3 separate regions of the Homo sapiens genome follow, and regions 1 and 2 are each linked to region 3. Evidence: chromatin loops called from intact Hi-C (ENCODE). Cell type or tissue: PC-9. All regions are shown on one strand.

Region 1 (2,500 bases), 200 kb after region 3:
CCAGCATTTTGGGAGGCTGAGGTGGACGGATCACAAGGTCAGGAGATCGAGACCATCCTGGCTAACACGGTGAAACTCTGTCCCTACTAAAAATACAAAAAAATTAGCCGGGCGTGGTGGCGGGCGCCTGTAGTCCCAGCTACTCGGGAGGCTGAGGCAGGAGAATGGCGTGAACCGGGGAGGTGGAGCTTGCAGTGAGCGGAGGTCACGCCACTGCACTCCAGCCTGGGCAACAGAGTGAGACTCCGTCTCAAGAAAAAAAAAAAAAAAAAAGAAAAAACAGGAACGCTCTTCCACTGTTGGTGGTAATGTAAATTAGTTCAACCATTGTGGAAGACAGTGTGGCGATTCCTCAAAGATCTAGAATCAGAAATACCACTGGACGCAGCAATCCCATTACTAGGTACATACCCAAAGGAATATAAATCATATGTTACAAAGATACATGCACACATATGTTCACGGCAGCGCTATTCACAATAACAAAGACATGGTATCAACCCAAATGCCCATTAGTGATAGACTGGATTTTAAAAATGTGGCACATATATACCATGGAATACTAAGTAGCCATCAAAAAGAATGAGATCATGTCCTTTGCAGGAACATGGATGGAGCTGGGAGCCATTACCCTCAGCAAACTGGCACAGGAAGAGAAAACCAAACACTGCATGTTCTCACTTATAAGTGGAAGCTGAACAGTAAGAACACATGGATGCAGGGAGGGGAAAAACACAGACTGGGGCCTGTTGGTGGTAGGGCTGCGGGAGGGAGAGGATTAGGAAAAATAGCTAACGCATGCTGGGCTTAATACGTAGGTGATGGGTTGATAGGTTCAGCAAACCACCATGGCACACATTTACCTATGTAACAAATCTGCACATCCTGCACATGTACCCTGGAACTTAATTTTTTAAAAAAGGAAGAGTATATATACACGATGGAATATTATTTGGCCATAAAAAGTGAAATCATGTCATTTGCAACAACATGGATGGTACTGGAGGTCATTATGTTCAGTGAAAAAGGCAGACACAGAAAGACAAATTCTGCATGTTCTCACTGATGTATGTCAGCTAAAAAAAAAAAAAAGTGGATCTCATGGAGGTAGAGAAAAGAACGATAGATACTAGAGGATGGGAAGGATATATGAGTGGGAGGGAGGGAGCAAGAGATGTCGGCTAGTGGGTGCAGGGAGCCGAAGGCCCGTGGGACGTGACCAACTCAGCATTCCACTGGAGGCTGTGTGATCAAACAGCAAACTGTTTATCATGAATGCAGGATGTGGGCAAACTCATGACTGCTCCTGCCAACAGGTTTGCTGGAGGCCATCACTCCCTGTCACCAAGGTTATCTACTGCGACATCTAGAGCCTGTTGTTTGAGGAATGCAGTCTTGCAAGCCTACTCCGGACTGAGCAGCTGACCCCTTCTTCCACCCCCCTTCTCACTATGTCTTTTGCATAACAAATACGGAGGGCTGTGTAAAGTTCAGGGCCCTTGTCCACTAGAGGCAAGGTGCCCCCTGACCCCTTCTTCCAAACATACTCTTTTGTCTCTTGTCTTTTATTCCCATGTTCGCCCCCTTTGTTCGGTCCCCCTAGGTCCATGAGGATTACTTAGTTGCACCCCAAACAGCAACAGAACCGGGTGCCCCACAAGGGGGTACAAACATACAGTTAGAAGAGATAAGTTCTCATGTTCTATAGCAGCACTGGGTGACCAGAGTCGGCAACAATGCACTGTGTATTTCACAGTAGACATAAGGGAAGACTTGCAATGCTTGGAATGTGGAAAGGATACTCAAGTTGACGGACACCCCTAAATACCCTCACTTGATCATTACACAGTCTACACATGTAGCAAATACATGTACCCCATAAGTATGTAAATATTATATCAACAAAATATAGTTTTTGTCTATCAGGTTAAAAAAACATATTTTAATACAGTTTTGCTGAAAACATGGCAAACAGGCACCCCGGTATATTGAGTATAAATTGAGCTCAAGAGGTTTTTTTAATTCATCTATATCTAAATAAAAGGCATATACCTCTCAATCCAACAATTCCAATTCTAAGAGTTTATCCCACAGACACCATCACAGCAAGGCACACATAAACGATATTCATGACAATGATTAGCTGCAAACAAAATGTTCCCCAGCTGCAGACGGTGGAACGCTAGGCCCGAGAGCATCCATATGGTGGGACATCACGCAGTCCATAAAGACAAGAGGGAGGCAGGTGGGTGGTTACGGACCTCCCTTTAAAAAAGAAAGCGAGGGACACATCAGTGTGTAAAAGACAGTGATGCCCAGGTGTGCACCAAGTCACAGGGAGGAGACCTGAGTGATTTTTGCATCAGTGCCTTTGCCTGTCAGGAGGGAAAATAGCTGGAGAAGAGGCAGGAAGATGACTGACTTTAAGTTGTATCCTTTTATCTTTTTTTTCTAAACCAGGTACACAATTTTTTTTAAACATAGGGTCTTGCTGTGTTGC
Region 2 (2,500 bases), 350 kb after region 3:
GGCACGTGCCACCACGCCTGGCTAATTTTTGTATTTTTTTGTAGAGACAGGTTTTTGCCATGTTGCCCAGGCTGGTCTGGAACTCCTGAGCTCAAGTGATCTGCCCGCCTTGGCCTTCCAAAGTGCTGGGATTAGAGTTGTGTGCCACCCGTATGGGGATTTTTGTAAAGCCCCCTGAGTGATGCTTACGTTCGACTGGGGCTGAAAGTCACTGCTATAGATAATAGATACACTTGTATGTGTGCAAAATATATCCAGGGTTATTCATTGAGCTTTACTTTTAAGGCAGAAGGTGAGGGCTAACCTGAGTCCCCATCAGTGAGGGGCTAGATGAATAGGTAATAACGCTGGTGAACCATGCACGACTATGAAGCTGTAAAAGAAAGAAAGGATGAGGACCCTCTCTAGATGCTGGTATGGAACATTCTACAAGATAGATCATGAATACGCAAAGCTAGCTACTGAATAGTGTGTTCAGAACAACACTACCTTTTGGGTAAAATGGGGTGGGTGTTAATATTGTATTTGTTTTGTTTTTTTCAGAGGGAGTCTCGCTCTGTCACTCAGGCTGGAGTGCAGTGGCGCGATCTCGGCTCACTGCAATCTCTGCCTCGCGGGTTCAAGTGATTCTCCTGCTTCAGCCTCCTGAGTAACTGGGACTACAGTGCACGTCACCACGCCCGGCTAATTTTTGTATTTTTAATAGAGACAGGGTTTCACCACGTTGGTCAGGCTGGTGTCGAACTCCTCATCTCAGGTGATCCGCCCGCCTTGGCCTCTCAAAGTGCTGGGATTACAGGCGTGAGCCACCACGCCCAGCCTGCATTTGTTTATATTGGCATTGGCATTGAAACTTCTGGTAGAGAACACAAGAGAAAACTAACAGTACCTGTGGTGGAGGTGAAGCAGAAAGTCAGGCAAAAAGGGTTAGGGATTGGGGTAGGAGGGTGGTGGGTGTTACTACATACCTTCTTGTTTTAGTTTAGTTCTCGACCACGTGAATGTATTATCTGTTCAGAATGCTAAACTACCACCCAGAAACGTGGCTGCCATACTGAATTCAATCCTCAGTCTCCATGGTTCAGCGTTCCTGGAGGAATCCTATGAATGTGTAGGGAACTGGGAAGCCCCACTTCAGTCCTCCTTTCATTGCTGTTCTCTTTCTAGTCATTGTTGCGATCGCCCTCTACTGGACCGAAAGTGTAAGGGATTGGTTTGAAAGAGAACCCTGATTTTGAGCACCTTGCTGTCCATTTGCCCAGCTAAAGGAGAAAAATAAACCTCATATCAGAAATAAATATTCTGTGTAAATATTTGTTTAAATTGCAATCCATGTGATATAAAACAATCTAATTCAATTCATGTTTCTTTAAGAGAAATCAAAGTATTTGACACTTAACTATGTGCTATGCACTGTGTTAAGAACTGGGGAAGTAGGCCAGGCGCAGTAATCCCAACAATTGGGAAGGCCGAAGCAGAAGGGTTGCTTCAGCCGAAAATTTGGAGACCAGGCTGGTCAACATGGCAAAGCCCTGTCTCTAAATAAAAATAAAAATAAAAGCTAGTCAGGAATGGTGGCAGGTGCCTGTAATCCCAACTCGCGAGAGGCTGAGGTGGGAAAATTGCTTGAACCAAAAAAGATCAAGGCTTCAGTGAGCTATGATCAGGCCACTGCACTCCAGCCTGGGCGACAGAGCAAGACTCTGTCTCAAAAAAAAAAAAAAAAAGGAATTGGGAATTGCTATAAATTAATCCATCCATTCATTCATTCTTTCCTGGCACTGAGCCTATTTCGTGTCCAAGGCGGGGTCACAAACTTACTTGCCTGTAGGGGGCAGGCATGGAATGTAAATGAACCAAGCACAGACCATGTAAGAAAATTTGTTCTGGAAAAGGTGATCCTCTCTGTTCTGTCTTCCTCCAGGTGAAAGTTTCATGCTCAGAGCAGCTTCCTCATCCAAAGAGAGTCACTGGTTCTCAGCTCTGCCATAGTTGCTATGCACAATGCCAAGCTTCTGGTTGTTTCAGCAAAGCAAAAAATCTGGATGTCTCTGAGAAATCTCTTATTCCTACATTTTGGTGATAAAAATGCACACAAGAGCTATTTGTGTGCAAATGTGAACTAGACTAATATCTCCCAGTCCTCTCAGGGCTTAAAGTCTATTATGGGTGACAAGCATTTACTTCACTGTGGACACTGTTGGTTGTCAGCAACAGAAAACTCAATTCAAATGGGCTTGAACAATGGAAAAAAAAAAAGTAAAGACCTGCTGACAAGAGTCCAGATGAAGGTGGAATTCAGGCATGGTTTACTCCTGGCTCTGTAGCTCTGCATGTCTCTACTTTGCCCTCCTTTGTGTATCAGTTTCATCTTCAAGCAAATTCTACCCCTCTGCTTGGCACACCCCATCCCAAAATCTGAATGGCTAACTTCTCATTCTGACCTCAAATGTTACCCCCTCCCTCAGAGGGGCTTTCCCCAGCATCCCAAAGTTTAAAA
Region 3 (2,500 bases):
TGTATGTGTGTGTGTGTGCATGGGTGTGTTGGGCACATGCATGTTGCTTTCCCAGGACAGGGAGGGGCTGTGCAGGCCCATGCTCACTGTTTCTTGGTTTCTTCTGCTTTAGGGAAAGCTGTGTGTTGCTGAGGCCGCAACTTGGGTATGAACCTAGGTCAAGATACCTAGTACCCACAGGGGTCAGATTCTAGTCCTTGGCCTCTCTGAAGCTAAATAAATGTGATTAATTGAACTGACTCAAAACAAATGGTTTTGCAAAATCTTGGAAAACAGTTCCATTCCTTTTGGTAGGTCAAATACTTCTCCTGTAATCCCATTTCAATGCTAGAGAGTTACTTTATCATGTTATATATGTGAGCTGTCATTTATAGAAAAATGGGAGAGCAGACGCAAGTAAAAAAGGGAGGATTCCTGATGTCACCCCCTAGAAATAACCAAATGCTAATGTATTAATGTGTATTTCTTCACATTTTCCAATGGACGTATATACATTAAAATATGTGTTTTTTGCTGGTGGCTCATGCCTGTAATCCCAACACTTTGGGAGGCTGAGGCGGGGGGATCACCTGAGGTCAGAAGTTAGAGACCAGCCTGGCTAACATGGTGAAACCCCGTCTCTGCTAAAAATACAAAAAATTAGCCGGGCGTGGTGGTGTGCGCCTGTAATCCCAGCTACTCGGGAGGCTGAGGCAGGAGAATCCCTTGAACCCGGGAGGCGGAGGTTGCTGTGAGCCGAGATTGCGCCATTGCACTCCAGCTTGGGCAACAAGAGCGAAACTCCATCCCCCCCAAAACAAAACAAACAAACAAACAAAAACATGTTTTTTGCAAAAACTGAAATATATAATACATTATGTTGTATAATTCATTTTTATCACTTAGCAATACATTACGAGCATTTTTCCAAGTCAATAATTATGTACCATTTCAATAGGGGCATAGAATTCCATTGCCTAAATCTATATAATTCCATAACCAATTCCTTAAGATTGAACATTTGCCCCCCCCCACCCCCACCCCCATGTTTTATGATCATAAGCTACATCCCCGATGGGCATCTGTGAATGTCATCTTCTTCTGTAGTTGTCTTTATTGTTATTTCGCTTAGCCAGTTAGGTGGAGATGACAGATTAAACTCAAACCAGCTCTGTTCAAATCATGACAAATTTCATTTTATAAAGGGAGGAGATTAACCAGGCCAGTTAGCTTGGAACTAGGCAATGTTATATACTCTGTAGTTTAAATAACTCACTTCTTCCCTTAGTAGCATCTGGATGCTTCCAGCAGGGGGCGCTGTGAGCCAGAGCCTCGTCAGGCGCGGACGCTCTCAGATGCCTAATTCCGTGGTGGGTTGCAGTCCCCTACCTGGGGCCCTAGCTGTCTCACTGTCTGTTGGCAACTCCAGTTCTTTCTTTATTTCCTTATTATTATTATTTTTGAGACAGAGTCTGGCTCTGTCGCCCAGGCTAAAGTGCCATGGTGTAATCTCACCTCACTGCAGCCTCAACCTCCTGGGCTCAAGCAATCCTCCCACCTCAGCCTCCTGAGTAGCCGCAATTACAGGCATGTGCCACCATGCCCCGCTAATTTTTTAAATTTACAGTAGAGATGGGGTTTCCCTATGTTGCCAGGCTGGTCTTGAACTCCTGGGCTCAAGCGATCTGCCTGCCTTGGCCTCCCAAAGTGCTGGGATTATAGGCATGAACCACCGCGCCTGGCTTCTTTCTTTCTTTTCGCTTTCTCTCTCTCTCTTCTCTTTTTCTTTCTATTAATTCAATTATGCTCACTTACATCTACCCTGGACCAGTTCTCTCAGATTCTGCTAAATACACTTATCAAGGTAGCAAAAGCTAGAGTACTATTGTGGCAATTATCCTAATACCTTTTAAAAGTTTCACCATTTTAAAGTTTTTAGCATTTAAGATTTTCCTTTGAAACCTCCTTTCATTTAGGGAGTACAGTGTTAGCCAAACTAATGATATACAGGTGGCTGTCCTGTGGCCATGAGAGGTGTGGATATACCAAACAGAAACATGTCCACTGTTCGGGAAAGATGTTGGTTCTGGTAATGCCTCTTAGTATTGGGCTCTGTTAATTTTATAGATCTTAATTCTTTTCTGCTCCCCTGACTTAGAGACATGATTTGCTTAAAATGCAGGTAACAAACATCAGAGTCGATAGGAGCTTGCCTTGTGGGAAGGACTGATGTGATTTGTGGATGGAGATGATAGTGATGAATTTCCTAGTTTTCACTGGGCTGTTTTTCTTTTCACGGGTAGTCATTTTTGATTTGCGCAGCGCTCCTGTGCGGCAGGCGTGGTTATTATCCCATTTGATGGGGAGGGAACTGAGGCTCCGAGAACTCACACACTTGCCTCAAGGTTCATTTCTGGGAAGCAGCAGGGCTGTGGCTTGAACACAGGGCCGTGCACCTCAGGGTCTTTGCACCTGCCATGCCCCCTGCCTGGATATGCCTTTACTTCTCTCTGCAAGAGAA

The links. A loop is a pair of places that touch in the nucleus more often than their neighbours do. Peaks named below come from ENCODE experiments on the same cell type or tissue, not always from the same donor. Only the 100,000 strongest peaks of a DNase experiment are listed, where the experiment ranks them.
Region 1: a loop joins it to region 3, with 4 times the contacts of the local background. A loop is called at or near these places in 96 of 110 quality-filtered maps.
Region 2: a loop joins it to region 3, with 9 times the contacts of the local background. A loop is called at or near these places in 16 of 110 quality-filtered maps.

The regions. Positions count from the first base shown.
Region 1 is chr16:84,474,433-84,476,932 of GRCh38, forward strand. MEAK7 (MTOR associated protein MEAK7) reads right to left here. Exons shown (of 8, transcript NM_020947.4): 8 at 1,923-2,500. Among named protein-coding and RNA genes, the nearest start is that of ATP2C2-AS1, 8.3 kb to the left of the region's middle. In PC-9, no CTCF peak of the experiment used is centred here; a DNase peak (open chromatin) is centred at 1,349; H3K27ac peaks cover 1,350 bases.
Region 2 is chr16:84,621,135-84,623,634 of GRCh38, forward strand. No RefSeq gene overlaps it. Among named protein-coding and RNA genes, the nearest start is that of COTL1, 4.3 kb to the left of the region's middle. In PC-9, CTCF peaks have their summits at 1,175 (motif pointing left), 1,377 and 1,865 (motif pointing right); DNase peaks (open chromatin) are centred at 1,187 and 1,847; H3K27ac peaks cover 368 bases.
Region 3 is chr16:84,276,133-84,278,632 of GRCh38, forward strand. No RefSeq gene overlaps it. Among named protein-coding and RNA genes, the nearest start is that of WFDC1, 17 kb to the right of the region's middle. In PC-9, CTCF peaks have their summits at 1,293 (motif pointing right) and 1,493; no DNase peak of the experiment used is centred here.